Linked DNA regions of Homo sapiens: regions 1, 3 and 4 are each linked to region 2. A link is a contact called in ENCODE Hi-C or POLR2A ChIA-PET data. All regions are on one chromosome and are shown on one strand. The core of a region is the stretch at or near the end of the contact, and the rest is flanking DNA. Distances in the headings are between cores, read along the strand shown. Region 1 overlaps RUNX2 (RUNX family transcription factor 2). Region 2 overlaps CLIC5 (chloride intracellular channel 5). Region 3 has its middle 19 kb from the start of RUNX2-AS1. Region 4 overlaps RUNX2 (RUNX family transcription factor 2).

Region 1 (5,345 bases), core at 1,477-3,976, 440 kb after region 2:
TATGCTGCTCTGCAATTCTCTGCTTGCTAGACATTAATACAGTGCATAGGCACATGTCAGTGTCTTCTAACCAGTGAACGCTTTCAGCTGAGCTCTGTGGTTACCCTCTCAGGTCAGGCATGGAAGGAACAGCAGCTTAAGCAATAATGGATGCATGTCTGTTACGTGCTATGTCTGTCAGAAGTCTGTTTTACGACATTAAAGGACTATTGTGTTTATATCTACACAACAGGTCTTAAACAGATTGTTTAAACATGATTAAACAAGAGACGTCTTTGAAATAACCCCCCTAATAAAATTCAGATGGGTAAAGAACTGAAAAATGCAGTCAACAATATTTTGAAAAATCATTTCTCTCTAAGCTGCAAGAGTAACATGATATAAACTCCAAAATAAAACTGTTTTTACAAGTTAAACTCAAAGGATTACCTCATATATCAGCACCGCTTTCCAATGGAATAGCGTTTATCCACCTATCCATCCACTCTTTCTTAATGCTGTTGCACAAGTTGCTAGTCTTGATAGACAGATAATTGCTTTATTCAGCCAGGTGTAATGAAGGGGAGTCTATTGTGTTAATCCCAGTATTCTTATCTTCTGTGAACTCTGAATAAGGAACTGAAAACTCTACCTCTTCATTTCAGAACTACTGGAGTTTACTCACATTCAAATCTGTTAAAGTGTTCTTACATGCCACTCTGTCACTAAAGGTGCCAAGTATTTTGAGTAGGATCAAGTTATCGTTATATAAAAAGGAATCAAATGTAGTGTTAAATGGAGTTAGAAGATAGCAAGTTTTACTCTTCTTTTCAAGGCACAACAGATTTTTTTAAAGTGTATTATTCTCAAGCCAAAGGAAGCAGGTTGGTGTGGGTTAATATTAAAAAACATCCTTCGAGCGATTACATTTAAAACCTTTTTTTGTTTTTCAAAAGCAAGTGTAGTGTTAAGTTTTGTGGATATCTGCCTGCTGGCTTCATGCTGAATTATTTAATCAATAATGACAGTTTGGCAAAATGTTTTTCTTTGGTCCATATGAAATATATTCCCTTTTCCACATATACGTACATATATGTGGTTATAAATTTATATTATCTCTATTATATGCATACCTATGTGTACAGAGAGGAATAATCCAGCCAGAGGAACAGCGTTACTACTAACATTAGTTCCATGTCTCTATCCAGGTAATTAGGGATACCGTCCTCTCAAGGCCCCACATGCTTTATACTCTGCCCCATGACATCACAAACACTTCTGATCACAAGCATACCTTTCTTTGCAATAGAAACGTACCTTTCTTTGCAATAGGAAGTTCTCATCCTTCAGCCTAATTAGATGCCTTCATTTTAGTTCAAAATGATACATACCGAAGAACCTATGAAGCTCACTGGAAAAGAAGTAATGCAATCTGGAAGAATGGGATAATCCCTGAAAGAATATTATCATTTAATTCTTTCTCTTCTGGGTCCTATCTCTTTCATGGACCTTTCATTGAGAATGTTCTCAGGAATGGCATTCTTTCTGCTCAGAGGATGGGCTCTTCTCAAGATTTAACTTGCCTAATGTCTCAACAAATCCTACTAACAACCCTTGCAATTCAACACAGAAAGTCTGTCCTATTGCGTGCACCTTAATCTCAGCTACTCTGGAGGCTGAGGCAGGAGAACAGCTTGAACCCAGGAGGTGGAGGTTGCAGTGAGCCGAGATGGTGCCACTGCACTCCAGCCTGGGCGACAGAGAGACTCCATCTTAAAATAAAAAGAAAAGAAAAGAAAAGAAAAAAAAAGTCTGTCCTATGGAATTGATGACTGCCCAAAATGCAGTATGAAAGAGAACATGTGACTGAAAGGAGACATGGGTTCTGCTACTAATAGCAAGTGTGAACTTCTCAGGTACAGAATTTTCTCATCTGTAAAATAACAGGTGACCTAATTTGCAATCCTAAGAATCAATAAAGCTATGGATTCCTCACCTGTCACTATGAGTTCCACAAATACACACACACACACACACACACACATTTACACACAATTAGTGAACTTAATGGAATAGTTAAAAGACCAAGGCAGTGTCTGATTAAAAAGGAGAATCTCATTTCTAATTCTGGGCCTGACTATACAAGGAGCAGGAAAACTTGGGAGTCTATTCCTAGCTCTGCTACTAAGTTAGTTGTGAGGCTGTAGGCAAATATCTATCATCTCTATGATTCAATTTCCTCCTATGACTCAACTTCCTCATCTGTCAGAAAAAAACAAAGTATCTACAACACAGGGATGTCGTCAGGACAAAATGTAATAAGAGGTGAAAATGTCCTACACAGGTAAAACCACTATGCAAATGTAATCTTCACTTATCAATTAAAATATCCTAAGCATTATTATGTTTCATGAACTATGCTAAACTAGGGTGCTCACGGTATACTGGAGGCATCATAAAAACAAATAATTACAGCAGTGTGATAAATAATATAATTAAAGTATGAAAAGGAAACCAAAGAGGAGCCAAAGATTAAATACTTGACTTTCAAGAGCAGTCAGGAAGGGCTCCCAGAGGAGACAGCGTTTGAGTAGACTTAAAGAATGAGTAGAATTTAGTCAAGCAAATGCAGAAGAAGATAACATTCCAACCAGAAGGAACAGCAGGTGCAAAGACACCGAGATGAGAAAGTATAGAGTGAAGCAATTTGGCATCGCTGGAGCTCAGCCACAGGTGTGTGGGTGGAAGGCAGTTGGGCAGAGCAGATGCTGAAGGGCCTTGTCAGTGTGCCACCAAGTCTGAACTTCATCCTGCAAATAACAGGGAGACACTGAAGTATTTTAAGCAAGGGTGTGCCATGCATTGGTTTACAGTTTAGGAAGATTGCTTTACTTACAGGGGAAGATAGATTTAGAAGGGAGTGCAGTTAGAGACATAAAACCAGTTAGGAAATTGTTTTTACGTTATAAGTCAGAAGATAAACACTGAGAGAGTATACTAAGCTAAATCAGCACTAAAAGATTTGAGGGAGTGAATGTGAGACATAGAATAGAGGTACAGACAACAGTACAGTGGAATAATTAGATGTCAGAAGTAAGGCAGAGAAGGTGAGTCTCAGGTTTCTGGTTTGGTCACCTGGGTGAACTGTAGGGCACTCAAAACTGGTAAAACTGGAGGAGGTTCATGTTTGGGCAGAGAAGTTTGGTTGAAGTAGAGGTGGGGAATCCCTAACGCTGTGTTGGCCATGAGTTTGAAGTACCCATGGGACATATTCAGGTGCAGACACCCAGGAAGCAACCTAGAAATACCAGTCTGAAGTTCAGAAGAGACTGAAGATGCATTTTCAGTGGTCATGGGAACACGAAGTTAATAGTGTCAATGAGGACACTCAGGGAATGGGTACAGAACGAGTGGAGAAAAGTGTCTAAAAGGGAACCCTGAGAAGCAAACACTCCTAGGGTGGCTAGGCAAGGAAGAGGAACACAAAAAGTGATCTAGGAAAGAGAAAGATGAGGAGCCAGTGGCGGAGACAACCCATGCAGTGGCCACTGAAACGGTTCTGAATCTGCTCTTCTGCTGCTTCAGGGACCCAGGGGAGCTTAGCAAGAGAACCTTTGTCTGTGTCCAGGCAAGGGACACAAAGTTAGGTCACAATGGTAAAAAGGATAACTCTCCTTCATTCATTCCATACCCATTCCTCATGCAGCCTCATCAATCCCAATGGCTTCAAGTTCCTATGACTATGGAAAATGCATTTCCAGTTTCTACCAAGCTTCAGATTCATATTTCTAAATGCTTCCTGTACATCCTTGCATAAGAATACCTCTAATGATATTCATTATTTAAAGGGAAAGATAGATTTAGAAGGGAAAAATGTCTAAATACTATTAGAGGTATTCTTATACAAAGATGTATTATTTTCTAATATTTCAAAATGGAGCCCTAGACTGGTCTATAATTTTATATACCAGGTCGCAGTATAAACTTTTATTTCTTAACACTAATTTGAAAAGAAATGCATGCACAGTGTCTTCTGAGTTCAATCTTAGTCATGTTATTTTAAACAAATGGGAGAATTTTTTACCCAGTCTAAAAGCCCTCCCAACTGCATGACAATCAGCCCTTTCTGGGCCAAGTCACAAGTCAGACAATGGCTCTGTATGTGTCACTTGCACAGGCCAGAGAGTAGGCAAAATTTGTTCTCGTCCAAATATTATATAGGGAAAGCCAACATCAGAGTCAGCATCAAAGATGAGGGAAATCAAAAGAAAACATGAAGCAACAACAAAAATCTCCAAAATTAACCATCCTCCCCAGCCTATCTTCTGAGCAAGGTCCTTCCTCCCCAAAGGCTCCTTGAATCTCATGGGGCAGTATAGCTGACCACTTATCCTACCATTTGCCACTCCAGTAAGCTTAGGAGAAATATGGAAACAAAATAAAACAGACTCACTCCCTCTTTTCCATCCCATTTCTGCATTCTCATTTCTGTTGTCTATCAGAAAGTAACAAACCCTGAGCAACGTATAGTGGAATGGAAGAACAGAATCCATCTGTTATGGATGGAGAAATGGCAGGGATCCAATGCAACTAGTACAAATGATATCATTTATAGAGCTGCAAACTTAACTAATAAACACATATAAAAGGGCTTGAGAAAGAAAGTCTGAGCCACCAAGTTGGCCTGAAGATTTTTGGACCTCTTACTTTTCCCTATAAAAAACAGAACACCAGAGGTTGCTAAAATCTAGAACAATTTAGAATGTCCCTTGAAAAAACATGATTATCATCGTTTTGTAATGGGCTTATTTTCTAGTATTTCAAGATCAGGCCCTAGGGCTATAATTTTATGTACCAGTTCACCGTATAAATTGTTATTCCTTAACACTAATCTGAAAACAAACTTCAATATGTATTTAAAAGACTAATTCAGATACCTGATCTACTTTGTTCAACTGAATCATATCAGTTGAATATCTAGAATGTGCAAAACGTTATCATATTGTAGTGGTACAGCTCTAGTAGGGGAGATCAATAAATACAGAACTAAAAAATGACAGAATTGTTAAAATACTAGAGAAAGTGGCATTTAAAATTAGCTCTGAATGTTGAATAGGCCCTAGATTAATAGAGCAGATCACCACTGAGGTGGAAGGAACCACCTAAGCTAAAGCACTAAGGCATGTGATATTATATCTCCATGCCATACCTTCCATCAGTATACCTGCACATGGAGCCAGGGATAAGACAGTGAAAGACATATAGTGTTAGTCTCCTAAAAGTCATCATCTATCTACCTAGAATTTTATAACCAAGAATTTCTGCCAATAAGTCTAATTTCTAATCTTCAAGATTCAGCTCAAACG
Region 2 (5,053 bases), core at 708-3,207:
TAATTTCTACCGATATCTCTTTAGCCAGAACTTGGTTATTTGGCCTTCTGTAGCTGAAATTCTGGGAATCTAGGAAGATGAGTATTTTTGATAGGGCACATTGCTACCCTGAAAATATATATATATATGGGCTCTGTCTTCTACTAGTAACAAATAAAAGGAGACTGAATTCTTGTATATTCAATTCTTATATATTCACTTTCAAGTTAAGGTGATATTTTTTCTCTCTCTGGTGAAAATACCTGTCCTAGCCATTGCCAAAAAGGACACACTATTTTAAATTCTCCTTTGGTGCTGGAAAAATCTGAGTCATTTACCCCCTACTAGATTTCAGGAAACAGAAGTATAAAATTGCACATTTAATTTGCTACACACTTCAAACTTTAGGAGATGCAAGACTCATGTAGTAAAAGCTGTGCAACTCAAACATCCAATGGGTAGCTTCTCCCCACAAACTGTAATTTTTGCTGGGGCACATTAGGGTATCCAGGGAACTGCTCTGAGCAAGGGGGAGGGAGGTCCAGGTGTACTTGTAGCATATCTGGGGAATTCTGTGTAAGTATCAGTCACCCCCAACCTTTAAGGTTGCCCCATTTCACATCTGTTATGATGAAGGCTTTCGGCTGGGGGACTGTGGTTCTGGCTGTAGAGTCAGAATGAAAGGAACAGCTGAATATCCCTGTTCATGTCAGCATTTCAGGGCAGAGGATGAGTCAAGCACGATGTTTACTGAGCAGAGCCAGAGGCAAGAGCCACTTTTTTCTTGCAGCTCTAAGAATTTTTTGTTGCTTTTTTTGTATGCTTTGTTTCTCATACATCAGCATCATCATGCGTTGCACATACACATTGTACATAACAACTGCTTACAGCATGCCGGGCACTGTACTAAGCCCTCTGCAGGTGATGACTCAATTATTGCTCCCAGCAACCCTCTAAGGTATGCCATGTTATGATCTCCACTTTGCAGAGAAGGAAACAAGCACCGGTTAAGCAACCTGCCCAAGCTAGTATGTGTCAGGGTCAGGACCCCAGCCCAGGCAGCTGGTCCCATGATCTGTGCTCTTGACTTGCGTATATTAACATTTAATATAATCCACTATTTAATATGTATGTAGTGCTGAATTAAACAAGAGTGTGTCATTTAGGAAATGGTGATCAAATCAGTTCACGATCCGATGAATACTCAATGAATGACTACCATGTGTATTTCCTTAAATATACTCAACACTTCCCACCTTCCCCATCAGGGTCCTCACCCAGCAATCCATGTGGGGAAAGGGGCACAAAGTTGGCCCACAGTGGGCACCGAATAGATGCCTGTTTAACAAATAAAAGAATGGGCAACTGGAAGAGAATTTGTAGGATATTCACAGAATCACCAAATCCAGTAATTATTTCAGTCTAGCATTGCAGTGGCACAGAGGCAGTTTTTAAGTTTGTGAATGGCTCTTATGTAAAAGATGTGGCTATTTGAGGATGAAACAAGACAAAATGTGGTGAATGTACTTCAGCCTAAGTGTTTTGGGGGAGGGAGAATTGAGAAAAATCTCTAGGTCTAAACGCTGGAACGGATGACTGATAAAGTTAGAATCTCTCTTAACCAGCTCATTCTAAGTGTGTGAGCATCCGCATTAAACCTAATCTATGGCCTGATACTTAAAAATAACCTGTTATAAAGTAACCATAAAAAAACTCACAGATTTCAGCCTGATTCATTTGGCCACATAAACTACAATCAGCATTAATAGCTTCCGTCAGCATTTATGCCGTACTTTCTATTAGCACGATGGGTTCTACAATCATTTATGAGTTTCTGGAAAGTCTAATAGAAAACACACGTACATGTTCTCTGTGGAAAATACACAATAGGTTTTTGGGGAGTTTTTTGTTTGTTTGTTTGTTTGCTCAGGGATAAGCCAGAAGGTGTCGCCACTGCCCCATGGCTAAAGTCTGGGCCGGGTTCCCTAACCAGAACTTCTCCCCTGATCACTCCTGAGCTCGCTAGCTCTGCAGCTTCCTCCCACATTCAGTCAGTCTCTCTCTCTCTCTCTCTCTCTATCTCTCTCTCTTTCTCTCTCTCTCTCTTCCTCCCTTCTCCTGTTGATAAATAAACATTCAGGCAGCTTACATGCTACAGATGAGTACACAAAAGGAAACTTAATTCGAAGACCTAAGTGATAATCTTTCTCTTCAAATCTACTGTGGCTTTTAAGAGGTTTAGAAAATTATTTGGATCTGGAGTCCCTACCTCCCTTCATACTTTAAGAAAATATTATACTAAAGGCATGCTAAAGTTGTCCTAAATGTTTACCATGCTGGTGTTTTAAACATAGCCAAATACTGGCCAAAGTCTCTTGCCTTTAAAAAAAATATGCATTTTGTTGTTGTACTAATACTTCTGAACATACGCCAAATATAAGGGTGATTTGTGGAGCTGTATTAAATAAAAAGATGCTTCTTTATAAGAATCCCCTATAGAGCTTGGGGAAGCAGCTATGTGGAGAATCTGTGTCTTCCTTAAGAAAGTTTCTGAATTCCTTGGAAATACATCAGAAAACACCCCATTCTCCCCACCACAGAGGAGGGTGGGCAACCAACAGTGTCCTATATCCCAACCCACCATAATTGTAAGACTTAAACGCTATCTTTCAAATAAAGAATCATTTACTGGCTTCTTACTGGAAAGAACTATAGGAGCTTGTCATTTAATTCATCCTCCCCTCTGAGGCTGAAATTCTTTCTAGAACAAACAAATAATACCCATGGCACCACGTGCTGCACACTCTCTGTAGCCCAGCTGACGCCACACGAGGGAACAGTGGGGAATCTGTTGAAGTTGCCATTGCATTTTGCTTTCTCATAAACCGCTGTTTGTCTTTCTGCCTTTCCTGTTTTTAGCAGTGCCTAGAAACGGAGGCCTGGGAATTGCCTCCCCCATGTGAGCCCCTGGGTTGTTCACACCCAGGGCCAATTTGACAACATCCTCCTCTCTGGCTATGAGGCCAAGTCCAGTGTTCTTGGTTCAGTGCCAAAGGTGGACATGAACTCTCTAAACTGTCAAACTAAGAAAATGTGACACACCCATGTGGCCTGGAGAGAGCAAAGCCAAACCCAAAGAGATGCTTCCAGGCAACTTTAGATCCCTAACATGTTAGGAAAGTCAAGAGCAAGCTTCATCCTGCAAGCTCTCCAGGATTCTCCTTGGACCTGGAACATGCTAGGATGTTCAGATAAACTTCACTTCAGACACTGAATTTCTGCCTTGAGCTATCTCTTCTCTCATCTTTCTCTCGGTGTCTTCTTCCCCTTCATCCTCTCATAAACCCAAGTTCTATAGCTGTAATAATAATAATAGCAGTTAACTTTAATCAAGTCTCACTCTGCACCAGACACTAGATGATGTGAACCTGTGAACAAGCATAACTGAGGATTCAAACCCAAATCTCTTATGGCAGAGTGAATGTGCTGCTCTGCTACTGTGTTTGTTATCAGAAGCCATGGCTCCCCGACATACTCGACCCAGATTCTCTGTTTCTTCCTTGATGAAACCAGTGACATGCAAACATAGCCAGAGGGCCCAGGCACAGCAGAGAGCGTCCCATCAGACCTGATAGAAAGTCCCCTTCCCATCTTCTAAAACCTTGCTGCCATTTCTGACTTCATGTGGTCTAAGAATCTGGTGTAGACATTATTTAAAAGACAAAGGGACCTGAAAATCAGCCCCCCCTTACCTGCCATGAGTCCTAGAAAGGTCACTGCGGATGAGAAAACCCCAGTTTCCACCTGCTTTATAATTTTGCCTTTGTGTGGTCATTCATACTCATATAACCTAACTGTAACTGGGCTACTGTTCTCTTTCTTTAAGGACTTTGGCAACTGAGAAAAAAGCTACATGACTCATTTCTAAAACCTGAAAGATGAATGCAGATCTTTATGTAAAGTTTTCTGGTGGGGGAGGGGATTGGTTACACTGCCCATCACAGAGCTGAACATCCTCAAAATCCCCTTAGAATATCTTTGCCTCTCCTCAAAATTGAGCTCGTTATAGCAGCATCTACATTTCTGCCTGCTTGGCCTGCACCTGCCCTTTTCCTCACCCTCCCAATCCTCCTGGGCCCTGCTGGGGCTCCTACATCCCGCTTGCTCCTGGATCTTTGGCCTAGTCCATCTGATCTCTCTCAGTGTCTCTTCCTCTTGTCCTAGCTGCCTGTGGAAAGAAAGGCTTCTTCTTCCAACAGATGAGTAAGTGGTGATATTCTTCTTATTATTATTTTTTGTTTCCATCACGTTACCATTCACGTTTTAAACTATCAAATGTCAACAAGTGTGGCCATCTTTGTATTTTCTCTTCAAAAATATGTGATGGCCAGAGACATCTCCGTCTGCCATGGTCTTTCTCAAACCACCACTGTACTTTTTTTGCACCCTTTGGTTATATCAACATGATCTCAAATGAGAAGATGAAAAGTAAAAACTTCATTCAGTGCTCCAGGTATTTCTCAATATCTAGATATTTCTTTCCTCCTAGGAAAAATCCAAATGGATTTCTCACTTTTTGACCAGATGTTTCATTGTCACACAGCCCGTGTGACAGCACTGGCCCCTAGTACAGGCAGAGTTGAAAAGTGATGTGATGGGTCATGGTTGCCCCTCTACTCAGAGAAAACTCCTTCTTGACCTCATCACGGTCGCTGAAAGTACTAAGAATTATATCTGAAATCAAGCACTGGTAGCAGAACACAAATATGTTACCAAATTAGTTGGAAGGTAAGGCATGGGGGAGTCATGAGGGGAACCCCATCCTCTTTTGTCAGGGGAATGAGAACATTTTGCAGCACCTGTCAGGCCACGTGAATACCCAAGGAGTGATGGGACAGTCCTTGCACCCAGAAGTGGCCTTGCAGAGTAGAAGGAGTTTATGTTTTAGAATCTAATAGCCCTGCGCTTAAATCCTGGGCTTTGCACCTAAATTATAATAGAGCTAATCGATTGAACATTTTTTTCTCTCTGTCACTCTGAGTACGTGATTCTAATCTGCCCTAGGCATTCATTG
Region 3 (4,991 bases), core at 2,279-4,778, 370 kb after region 2:
TTCATCTATGTTTTAAATAAAGTAACATATAACAGGTCTTTAATTAATAAGGTTAGCTGGAGCATGGTATGGGATCAGCATGTTGGAAATTAATTTATATAAGAAAGTTTTAATAAATCAGTTTGCCTAAATTTATAACAAATGAAAATAGGTTCATGAAAACTAGGACATTAAAAAAGTAGTTAATGAAAATATAATGCAGAAGGTGCTACTATTATGAAGGAAGGAAATATCTCTTACGGTGAGTGAGTATAGAAACTGCTTGAAATAGATGTCCTGACCCTTGACTTCCAATCATCTGTCTATGGGGTGATCCTTCAAAAGTGATTTGACCTCTCTGGGATTCCATTTCCCCATCCTCTACAAAATGACCATTTTGCCAGTTCTGCAGTAAACAATGGACCCCATTCTCTTTCTTAATGTTAGACAGACTCTAGTCTTTTAAAACTCCCCATAATTTCTCCATTCCAAAAGCCATTCCAAATCTATAGGTAAGAGCTCCATGGTCCTTCAGCAGACCATCTGGCTGGCAATATATTATTGTCCCAAGTTAAAGAGAAGGTCAAGAGAGGTTAAGTGGCTTGTTCAAGGTCATGCATCTAGTTAGTAGGGGTTAAGGATCTGGAACCCAGAACTTTTTGCCACTTTCTGATGTCCCCCTTTCAATACACTGCTCAACCCCTTCAGGGAGAGTTGGCTTCATGGCTGCTACAACAGGGTGGAGAAAATGGAAGAGTAGATTTTCCCTCTTTGACTGTATGAAAATCACCCACTTTTAGAATACCAAACCACCCATATATGTGGTGGGAATGAAAGTCTTGTGTGACTAAATATAGATGCCAAGTACCTTACAAATATTTGAGTGTTTGCTTTAGGAAATGAGAAATGGAAAATGAAACTGGCTATAAACAGAAATCAAAACTGTCTAAATTCTCTCTATAAACTAATTACTACTTTTAATATCTGTTTTTTGCAATCTCAAGAATTCATGAATTTGCTTAAAATAAAGAATGGCATGACAAAAACCTCTTTTACTGAAATGGATTAAGTTGAACAGACATGCTTTCCAATACGCTTCTTAATGACGGCAAGCCTTCCAACATATTGGTCTGCCTATAGTAGCTGTTCAATAAATATTTTCAAAGAGAAGAAAGAAAAGAAGGGAGAGAGTGTGAGAGGGAGAGAGATAATTTCTATTATCTGGACTTTCAGTAAAATATAATATTTTTTTCCATATAGATTTAAGAAAATAGTCTGCAAGATACTTTAAGATACTTGGAGAGAAGCCTACCTATTCATTCAAAGTGATTTAAATCATTTAGGGCAAGAAACGGTCGTGCCCCATCCCTGGGCTCCTCCAGGCTTCTGCACACCAACACAAAGCCTTGCCCAGATCAGGGGTTCCACTTCAGATGTGAGGGAACTGGGTAGTGCCCCTTTGTCAGATTGCAAGGAGGACCCCAGAGCCATTCATAGAAAGGTAAGGGTTGAAGTTGACAGGAATTTCTTGGCTCGGGTCTCTTTCTAGTTAGATGAAGCCAATGCTGCCAAATTAAGTGCAATAATAACATTTTCAGTGACATTGTTCACACAAAACACAACATACCTACATGGAAAACCTTGGAAGAGACTACAGATTGAGGATTGGGATGGGGGTAAGGTCAACATTCTTGTTCTGAAGGTGTTGATGTATTCCATTCATGGTTTACGTGATACGATATCTCCGGGTTCCCTAGGGAAGAAGCCCATAGCAAGCCAATTGCCAAACTTAACCTTAATGAAATGGACTAATGGCTGTTGTAACAGCCTGAACCTTAATGTTCAGTAGAAAAATAGTTTATAAAATATATAGGAAAAAAACCTCTGTCAAAGAGCAACATTTTTAAAAATGTTAAAATAGCATTTTTTAAAAATCTTCCACTTCTGGCTTCAGCTCTATTGTGATTCCAACTAATTGAACATTTTATTTATGCTTTTAAAAACAATCTTAATTATTATCAACAATAATAAAACGTACCATCTAGTTTACATCTATTATGTGCCACACACTCTGCTGGGCATTTTTAGATCTCATTAATTCATTTACTTCTCATAACCTCCATTATACAGATGATACAGAGATTGTGCCCAAAGTTTGAGCTTAGGAACATAGTCTCTGGTATCAAGCAGATCTAGACTTGAGTCTTAATAGCTGTATAACCTTGGACAAGTCTGAACCTCAGTTTTCCTATCAGTAAAATGGGGATAAACACAGTACTAACTTCTTCATAAGTTGCTGGGAAGATTAAGATAAGGCACGTGAAACATTAAGAAAAGTGCCAGGTACATATGTGATCATGCTACTGGTACCAAATCTGAATTTTCCTCAAAAAGACATTAAAACAATGGGCTTCAGTGCCATCCTAAGTAGGGAAGGAGGAAAATCATCTTTGGCTCCCATTCCTTTCCCCCCAGGATGTTCATACTAGTGAGATCAAGGCCAAGTGAACTTCAAGGACAGCTAGGGAGGAAAAAATAGAAAGGATAATGTGCACTTTCTGCATTTCAGGGGAGGATGTGGCAATTGGAGAGAGAAAGTATGAGGGTTTAGGAGGATGATATGAACAGGAAAGGTAATGAAAGGGGTCTTTGGGGAACTTATTTTTGGGGCGAGCTTCTCAACCTCCTCCTAACATCCCCTTCTTCTCTCGCTCACTTTCCTGCAGGCCTTGGAAGCAAAGCCCCCAGGAATGACTGGAAGACAACACTCTGCAGACCCCTTCCACAGGGTACCCCTGCTCTCCAGGAAGGGCCTTCAGGGCAGCATTTGGAGGTGGCATGAGCTAGCAGCGGCGTGCAGCCTGGTCACTGTCTGATCTGGTCAGCCCAGCCGCACAGAACACCACACAGGCTCTGGCAGCTCCCTGGGAAAGAAGAAAGCAGCATCTTGCATGTGTGGCTTATTCTGAAAGGAATAGTATCTGAGGGATTTGATGGACTCTGACAGGGGGAAGAAGGTAGTGAAAAAGATGGAACAAAGATGCCATTTAAAAATACTGGCTCGTGTTCAGGATTTCGCTATTTTTTACTGCAAGGAACAAGTAAAAAAAAAAATCCTCCTATTGATGAGTATTTTTCTACAGTCATTAAAAGTCAAAGGACTCAGGGCTTCCGACTTTCCCTCTTGGGAAACCTGTAAGCTCGTCTTCTGGACAGCTTAGAAAAGGGCTGGATGGCGAAGGCGAGAGGCTTAAAGGCCCCCAGCAAGCAGCTCCGCCGAGGAACGGGTGCAGGGGACACACTGTGTTTTCAGTTCAGATTCTGTGATCTTTCTGCCAAACAGGGGTTTACAAAGCAAAAACCTCCAGAGAATTCTCATACTTTCTGGCTTATTCTCCTGGTGTTCGTCTTAACAGGAATCAGCTGTTTGCCTTCTCACTTATACAGCATGTTGCTGAGGCGAATTTAGCATCTGGCCTGGCTATTATTAAAAACAAGAACATCCTGCTCTGTTGGGAGAACAGCACCACTGGCAATAAAAGGACAGAGATCATTTGCATTCAGGATTCCAGAGATGTGTTTCAGTTCAATATCTGCGCTCCCTCCTTCCACCCCTGCTTTCATTTTAAGATTTCCTGATGCATCCATCACTTGCAGCGTGGTCAACTTTTTTTCTGAAACAGGCACACACAGGCAGAGCATATTTTTTCCTTTCACTGGGAGGCAGGAATGACTGGAGTTGTTCAAACACCGGTCCGTTCCTGCAATTCCTATGATAAAGTTGAACTACCAGAGGAATTTTTTTTTTTTTTTTTACAACTGCGGAAATGAAAAAGTAAACAAGACTGGGACTGCATTGGTATTTAGGCTCCAGCTTTTTGTTGTTGTTTTTGTCTTTCCCTTTTTTTAAGCCATTGGGCTAGGAGCCTGAAGGGACCATATAATATGAAAAACGCTGAGAGGTTTTATTAGCCAATAAAAAAAAAAACTGAGTTCCTATTAACCACTTAACTCCTTGCTGAAGTTCAAACTTGCTTTCTCCTTGGATCCTTCTCTCCCTCTCATGCCCACGAGGAATGACGGTTGGTTCACCAATCTTTCCCTGCACAACCTGAGCTCACAGTTTGTGCTCCAGAAGGTGTGGTTGAGAATCGTATTCAATAATAATCTCTGTATTTCTCATCTGTGAAGCCATAAATAAGATTTCTGTAAGGAGCCAAATGTTCTACGCCCCCAAATCTACACACACAAAGACTCTTTAAGCACTCTACTAAAAAAGAGTAAAGTCATTGTGATTTCTAGGATTTTAAATACTAAATGATGGTTAGGGAGAACAAAATCAGGCTGAAGCATTTCTGGGATAAATAATGATCCCACAAAACGCTCCTCTCATTTGGGGGCAGAAGAATGAAGGGAAACTCACAGAGAAACAGAAAATGAAATTGGTCCAACTATTTCACTGCTGGAGATAGATGGAGTTAGGATACATAGGTGACTTGGTTTAGGAAAGAGAGGATGTCGAAGGTGATTTAAATCCTAACACTGTTTTATTAATCGTGCCACAATTCTACATGTCATGTGATTTTGTTATCTGCTTTTTGCTGCTTTTAAATAAATTTGTACTTTTCTATCAATCCATCATCCAATTGTGTTTCGGGTGTTCTTGGCATTCCCATCTCTCAAAAACACCCTTAGTTTCTGCCATTATATACTGTATCTCTAATTCCACGAAGCTCACTCTATCCTATTTCCATTTTCCACATTCGGGTTAACTCTAGTACTTTTGGTCCTCCCAGAGAAATTTCCTAAGGCCACATGAGCCTGTGCGCTTTTGTGTTCTGGTCCCATTTAATGTTACTGCTCCAAGAGCTACTCCCTGAAGGGCTTATGTGGAAGAATTTTGCCTTTTTGTTAAAAGTATTTTGCTCTATGTCCTTGATTTCTTTATAAGAATAGCAGGTGGGGGAAATTCTTCCCTTTTTATTGGCTACAGAGTGGGACAGAATGACCTG
Region 4 (5,606 bases), core at 1,536-4,035, 420 kb after region 2:
GCATATGGAAAGAACCTGATAAATGTTTCCCACAGTTAAAGACTCTATCTTACTGAACCTTCATTTTATATTTGTTTCTAGCCCTTGACCTCTTTTTCTGGCAGAGTACAATTTTTAGGAGAGCTTCCTGTACCGTGTAGTTCACAATTTGGAGCATATATGTCCGTGTTAGTCACGTTGATATCCTTTTACAATGGCTTAACCTTAATCATGTTCTTTCTTAAGTTTTGGTTTCTTCCCAGAGAAATCCTAATTTTTTAAGTGTATTTTCAAATACTGTACACTTTAACCTTTTCAATCTTTTAGTGGGGAAAAAAATGGCTGTAAAATGTCTTCACTTCCTAAATGCGCAATCACCAAGAAAATATAATCCTGTCATAAATACATGATTACAACATATTTGCTTTTTATGGACAATTATTAGTGCTTATAGTAGAGGAAAGTCACCTTAACCTGATCTCATAAACAATTTCTGAACTCAACTTCCTGAAGAAACCTGAGACTTCTGAGATTTACTCTCAAATTGGATGAGTCAGAACAGGTGATAGATGTTTTTCAGGCATCATCAGTCAATCCTAAAGTTACTAATAGGAAAGATACAAGGCCTAGCTCTGAGACAAACCTACTAATTAACGACAAACAAGAAACTGTCTTTATCTCAGCCTCAGGTCCCACAGAGCAAGGATAATCCATCCGTCACCCTGCCTCACCCAGAGTTATATTGGATGGTGTGTCTTTTCAAATCTACAGAAACATGGAGGGAAGAACCATGTCCTAACACTCCAGCATAAACACAAATATCCTTGACTTTTAATCATGGCCTTAAGGTGACACCCTGGCTGACTGCAGTTATAGGTCAGCCAGAGTGTCACCTCAAAGCCATGAACTACCTACAAGTTTTCGGGGGCTAAATCAATGCTATGTCACAGAAAGTTTCCAAAAAAAAAAAAAGGAAAGAAAACTGTTGCCAGGCACGGTGGCTCAGGCCTGGAATCTCAGTACTTTGGAAGGCCAAGTTGGGTGGATCACTTGAGCCCAGGAGTTGGAGACCAGCCTGGGTAACAGGCTTTTGTAGAGACGGTGAAACCCCACCTCTACAAAAAAATACAAAAATTATCCGGGTGCAGTGAAACATGCCTGTGGTCCCAGCTACTCTAGAGGCTGAGGAGGGAGGATCATTTGAGCCTGGGAGGCACTGAGTCACGCCACTGTACTCCAGCCTGGGCGACAGAGCGAGACTTTGTCTCAACAACAACAACAACAAAACTGTTGTTGAACTTTAAATATTTTTATGTTTTTTTAAAAACTATAATTCATTCTTTTTATATGGCAATCTTCAGAAACAGTATCAATATTATTTTAATTACTATATTAGAGAAATTCAACAAATTGACATGTTTTTATATGGATATGATATATGAACAACCCTCTGGTGTTGGGTTTTTATGCACTCACTCTTGAGTGCTTGGGAAATCTGAGGCACTACGTATCACTAAAGATGACTCCACTCTTATTTCTCCACCAACTTCTCTCCTGCCACCTAAAATAGGGGGTCTTAGAGGGAAGTGGTAATCAAATCTGACCTGTAACATAAACTTGAGAGAGAAAATCAGGTCTTTCCTATCTGATGGGTCTGCTGTACTCACAGACAGGATGTGATTGATCAAAATGACTACATGCGAGAGAAGAGAACAAAGCAGAGGACCAGGGCTGCTCCTGCGGGCCCTGAGGATGAACCCAGGAAGAAAGGGGTCCCCAGGGCCGAGAAAGCACACTAAGAACCACCACCAGGAATAAAGGGAAGGCTATTTATTGGACCCCTCAGATCTGCAACAACACATTTTCAGAAGCAATCATGGTTTCCTCCGTGAGAGTAGACCAAATCTAGCTATTAAGAGTTCAGGTTAATTTCTCTTTTTCTGTCTAAGGTAGAAGCCACTGAAAGCCGTAAAAAGGAACCAGTCATCTGTCATAAGGAATCCCTTCAGCATGTGTTTCAACCGAGGCAAAGTCTGTCACAAGCATGGAATTGTGTTTTTAAAAACGCTCTAAAGATGGAAAGGAACCATGGAGCACCAATGTCAGAATCGATTTTATAAGTTCTCCTTCTAGGGTGGTGTTCCTTCAGCTTAGACTTCTTGGAGAGTGGTTGCATCTGCTTTCCATCCTATAAACCACAAAACATAAAAGCACAGAAGGCAAAACCGTACCCAGGGGGTGCTCAAAAATGCTAGTTGGGAGAGGGGTGGTTCCTCTGTCTCAAGTTGCCTTTCATCAGGCAAAAATGGAGACAACCCTTTATGTAAACCTGTGGAGATGAGGAAAGCAAACAGTCTTTTTTGAGCAGGACCACAGCTTCTGAAGTACAATCACTGGTATGGGGAACAAAAAGGGGGTGGCTATGCACTTCCTACAGTGATATAGAAGAGTCATGAGCTCTAGGAGTCTCCATACTTTCAAATGACTAAAAAGCCAAATTTCGCATCTGCATAATTGAACCCTAAACACTTGGAGTTATATTGAGAAGGGAGGAAGGCAGAAAAGAAAAAAAAAAAAAAAAGGCATCCCAGGAAAATGAACTGACTCCGGGAAAACATATCCAATTCTCTTCTGAATGAGTAAGTTTGAGTGGGGGCAGCAGAGCAGGCAGAGAGCTTTCTGAAAGCCCAAAGGTATGCTGGAAACAAGGCAGCTGCTATTAGCAAGGCTCCTTTTGTAAACACTTTGGTTAAACATGTGTGGGTGTGAAGGAGGATCTGCTTTCCTAGGAATTGCTCACAACAAGGCACACCAGGGACAGGGTGCTGAACTTGATGCAGACGGGAGGAAACAAGTCAATGGGAGCAAAGCCTGAACCCGCATACAAAAGGCTATTTCCTGTTCCTGCGGCCAGCAGGCTTCTGTGTAACAGGACACCATGGCAGCCAGTGATTCTGCCAAAGCTGTCTGCAGGGAGTACCTGCCGTATTGGGGCAACAAGGTATAATCAAAGATCCCCACAATCCCACCCCTTATTCTCCACCCATTTTCCCCCTAAACAGTACTCAAATCAGGCTGTGTAAACCTCAAATATTTCTTGAGAAAACTGGGGTGTCAAAAATGATATACAGAGTCTACTGGCTTAGAACTATGCCTCTTAATTGCTACCAGGGTCAATCATCCTAACACAGAGGAGCAGATTTGCCATTTCCTATCTTAAACTATTTCTGTCATATTACTGTCATTCATAATACAGACATACTCACACTTATACATATACACATTCATACATACAGAGATTCCCATTTCAAAACAATCTACACTAAATATGAAATGTTAAATTCTATGTCTTTTCTAATAACCCTGTCAGCAAGACTGGAATTTTAGAATGAGCTTTCTTCACTCATTTCTGGTTCTCTTGACTAACAGGAAACTGTTTACAAACAAATGGCCTCCTCCAAGCATAGGAAGAGCCCTAGACTGGAGGCTCTGGCACTAACTGTGCAGGCTTGGACGAATAATTTATGGCCTCTGAGTCTCACTGTTTTCACCTGTAACATGGGAATGGGTGGGTTATCTCTAAGATGTTTTCCAGATACAAAATGCTATGATGCTAACCACTCAGAAGAGTGAGCTCCCAACCCTCAGTCCTTTCTGGAGACTGTAACTGCATCAGAAATGACTGAAGCCATGCAGAGCTGACTTGGGGTGGCTATGAAAGGTAGCTGACAATGCAGCGCCTCCCATCACAGAGCATCTGGCTCATGTCTGCTGAGAAGCCCCAAGAGCAAGGTGCGGACCCCCCTTGTCCCCACCAAGGGCCTTCTCCAACTGATCTGGTGGCTACCAGAATCATCCAGCAGGAGACAGACCCGAGTGACAGAGTCTAAAAATGAAATCTGAGAAAAAAAAGCAGCAAACTGGTTAAAACTGGAGGCTATGTAGGGTACACCAGGCATGACCATAGGTTATATTACAACACAAACAATGGGAGAAGAGAGAATTAGTAAACTTAGAAGACAATAAGCAGAGAAGAGAATGAAAAACGATATGTATGGCCTAAGATATCATATCCTGTAATAAAATGTTAAAAGAAAAACCAGAAGGAAGTTGCATTGTTAAGACAAGGTGATGAGAAGCACTCTTATGTATCACCAACTTTTGCTAGATAGGGATCATAACTGTCTTACAGAAAAGGACAGGCATTTCTTGTTTTAAAAAAATCTAATAGAAGAAGAAAGAGGCTATACCACATGTCATACCTGTCCTGGCCTCTCAGCCTTGGCATATCCTGAATCTCAACGGCAAAGCTAGAAGAGGGAGAGAAATGAGATACAAAAGGGTGGGACAAGAACTTGAAATGCCACTGAGATGTGATGCTGGCAAGGGAGAGTGGCCCTTAGTTCGAATCATAGTATTGAACTGGGTGTGGTAAATTCAGGTTCAAATCAGGCTGATGTCAACATCCAGGAAATCAGATATGGGCAGTCGGGGTATTACAGAAGGTCCCCAGGCATGGTGATACCTGATGTCACATGGATGATTATATCCATCGTTCTAGTAATTGTCTCTCATTCATTCATTCAAAAAAATATGTATCAGGTATCTACTCTGGTATTGTGTAGGCACTTGGAATATTAATGTTGAATAAAAATAGACCTAATCCCTGGTGCTATGGAGTTTTATGACCTAATCCCTGGTCCCATGGAGTTTTACAGTTGGGTAGGAGAGACAGGCATTAATCAAATAATCATATAACTATGGTAAATGCTGAAAAAGAGATGTTCATGGTACCATAAAATGGGAACTCCAACCACATTGAGCATCAGGGAAAGCTTCTCTAAGGTAGTAAAGATCAAGCCAAGACCTGAATGACAAGCATAAGTCTAGAAGATGAGTAAGGGAGGTTAAGAGGGCTTTAGGCCCGTGTCCAGTTCCTGGGAAGAAGGCAATATCATTTTTTTATGTACTTGATAGAAGGCCTGTGTTTAGAACATTGTGAAAAAGTTTCAAAATATTGTGAGATGAGAATGGAGAGCAGGCAGGGAGGAGCCAGGCTGTGCTGACCCTGCTGGGCCATGCTAGACATTTTAATCTTTATCCTAAATGCAATAGGTCACCTTAGAAGATGTTTAGGTATAGAGTGACATAATCAGACATGCATTTTTAAAATCTCCCTCTGGCAGCATCCTAAAAGAAACAGGGCAGAAGTCCAGTCTAGGACCAGGCGTGCAGGAAAGGGTGTGGAGAGAAAACAACAGCTGGAATGGACACAGGGGTGGAGTCCAGGGGCTGCACTCAGGCTTCGGGCTCTTAGCTGCCTCCACACATCAGCTGATCACGGGGGCGAGGCTCCTGAGATGGCCTCAGGCTGGATCAGGATGAGTTCTGGATGGGTAAGGTGAGCCTTGAGTAATAGGCCTGCCTTGGGCCTACAGCTGGGAGTGATTTGGGCCGGCTCCACCTCACACCTTCTAATTCAGCGGTAGAACCTGGGCATCTGTATGTTTAACAAGCTCCCCAGGTGATGTGATTATGTGCCAAAGTTCAAGAACAATAGGCATAATTTTTATTAATGAAAGTTAGAAAGGAAAATTACCGAACCCTATTTTGATTTAATCTTCCCT

What was found. Hi-C counts contacts between places; a loop is a spot of excess contacts on that map. ChIA-PET counts read pairs that join two places held with the same protein, here RNA polymerase II (POLR2A). Pooled maps may share reads with other maps.
Region 1: a loop to region 2 is called in a pooled map, with 14 times the contacts of the local background. The contact joins two enhancer-like sites. A Hi-C loop is called at or near these places in 8 of 37 single-sample maps with no recorded cell type and 11 of 50 pooled maps. POLR2A ChIA-PET finds 5 or more read pairs at or near these places in 2 of 52 experiments (activated CD4-positive, alpha-beta T cell and activated T-cell).
Region 3: a loop to region 2 is called in a map of chondrocyte, with 2.4 times the contacts of the local background. The contact joins two enhancer-like sites. A Hi-C loop is called at or near these places in 1 of 168 maps with a recorded cell type or tissue (chondrocyte), 9 of 37 single-sample maps with no recorded cell type and 11 of 50 pooled maps. POLR2A ChIA-PET finds 5 or more read pairs at or near these places in 2 of 52 experiments (MCF 10A and activated T-cell).
Region 4: a loop to region 2 is called in a map of OCI-LY7, with 2.2 times the contacts of the local background. The contact joins two enhancer-like sites. A Hi-C loop is called at or near these places in 1 of 168 maps with a recorded cell type or tissue (OCI-LY7), 8 of 37 single-sample maps with no recorded cell type and 4 of 50 pooled maps.

The regions. Positions count from the first base shown.
Region 1 is chr6:45,475,317-45,480,661 of GRCh38, reverse strand. All of the region lies in intron 5 of RUNX2 (RUNX family transcription factor 2), which reads right to left. Among named protein-coding and RNA genes, the nearest start is that of RUNX2-AS1, 99 kb to the left of the region's middle. Within about 2 kb of position 2,726, at least 5 of the 41 ENCODE cell types and tissues checked have a DNase peak (open chromatin) inside an H3K27ac peak, as active enhancers do.
Region 2 is chr6:45,919,840-45,924,892 of GRCh38, reverse strand. The region is part of intron 4 of CLIC5 (chloride intracellular channel 5); the gene reads left to right. Among named protein-coding and RNA genes, the nearest start is that of CLIC5, 93 kb to the left of the region's middle. RefSeq lists an enhancer at 438-587. Within about 2 kb of position 1,957, at least 2 of the 41 ENCODE cell types and tissues checked have a DNase peak (open chromatin) inside an H3K27ac peak, as active enhancers do.
Region 3 is chr6:45,554,873-45,559,863 of GRCh38, reverse strand. No RefSeq gene overlaps it. Among named protein-coding and RNA genes, the nearest start is that of RUNX2-AS1, 19 kb to the left of the region's middle. Within about 2 kb of position 3,528, at least 6 of the 41 ENCODE cell types and tissues checked have a DNase peak (open chromatin) inside an H3K27ac peak, as active enhancers do.
Region 4 is chr6:45,502,315-45,507,920 of GRCh38, reverse strand. All of the region lies in intron 6 of RUNX2 (RUNX family transcription factor 2), which reads right to left. Among named protein-coding and RNA genes, the nearest start is that of RUNX2-AS1, 72 kb to the left of the region's middle. RefSeq lists an enhancer at 2,675-2,969. Within about 2 kb of position 2,785, at least 4 of the 41 ENCODE cell types and tissues checked have a DNase peak (open chromatin) inside an H3K27ac peak, as active enhancers do.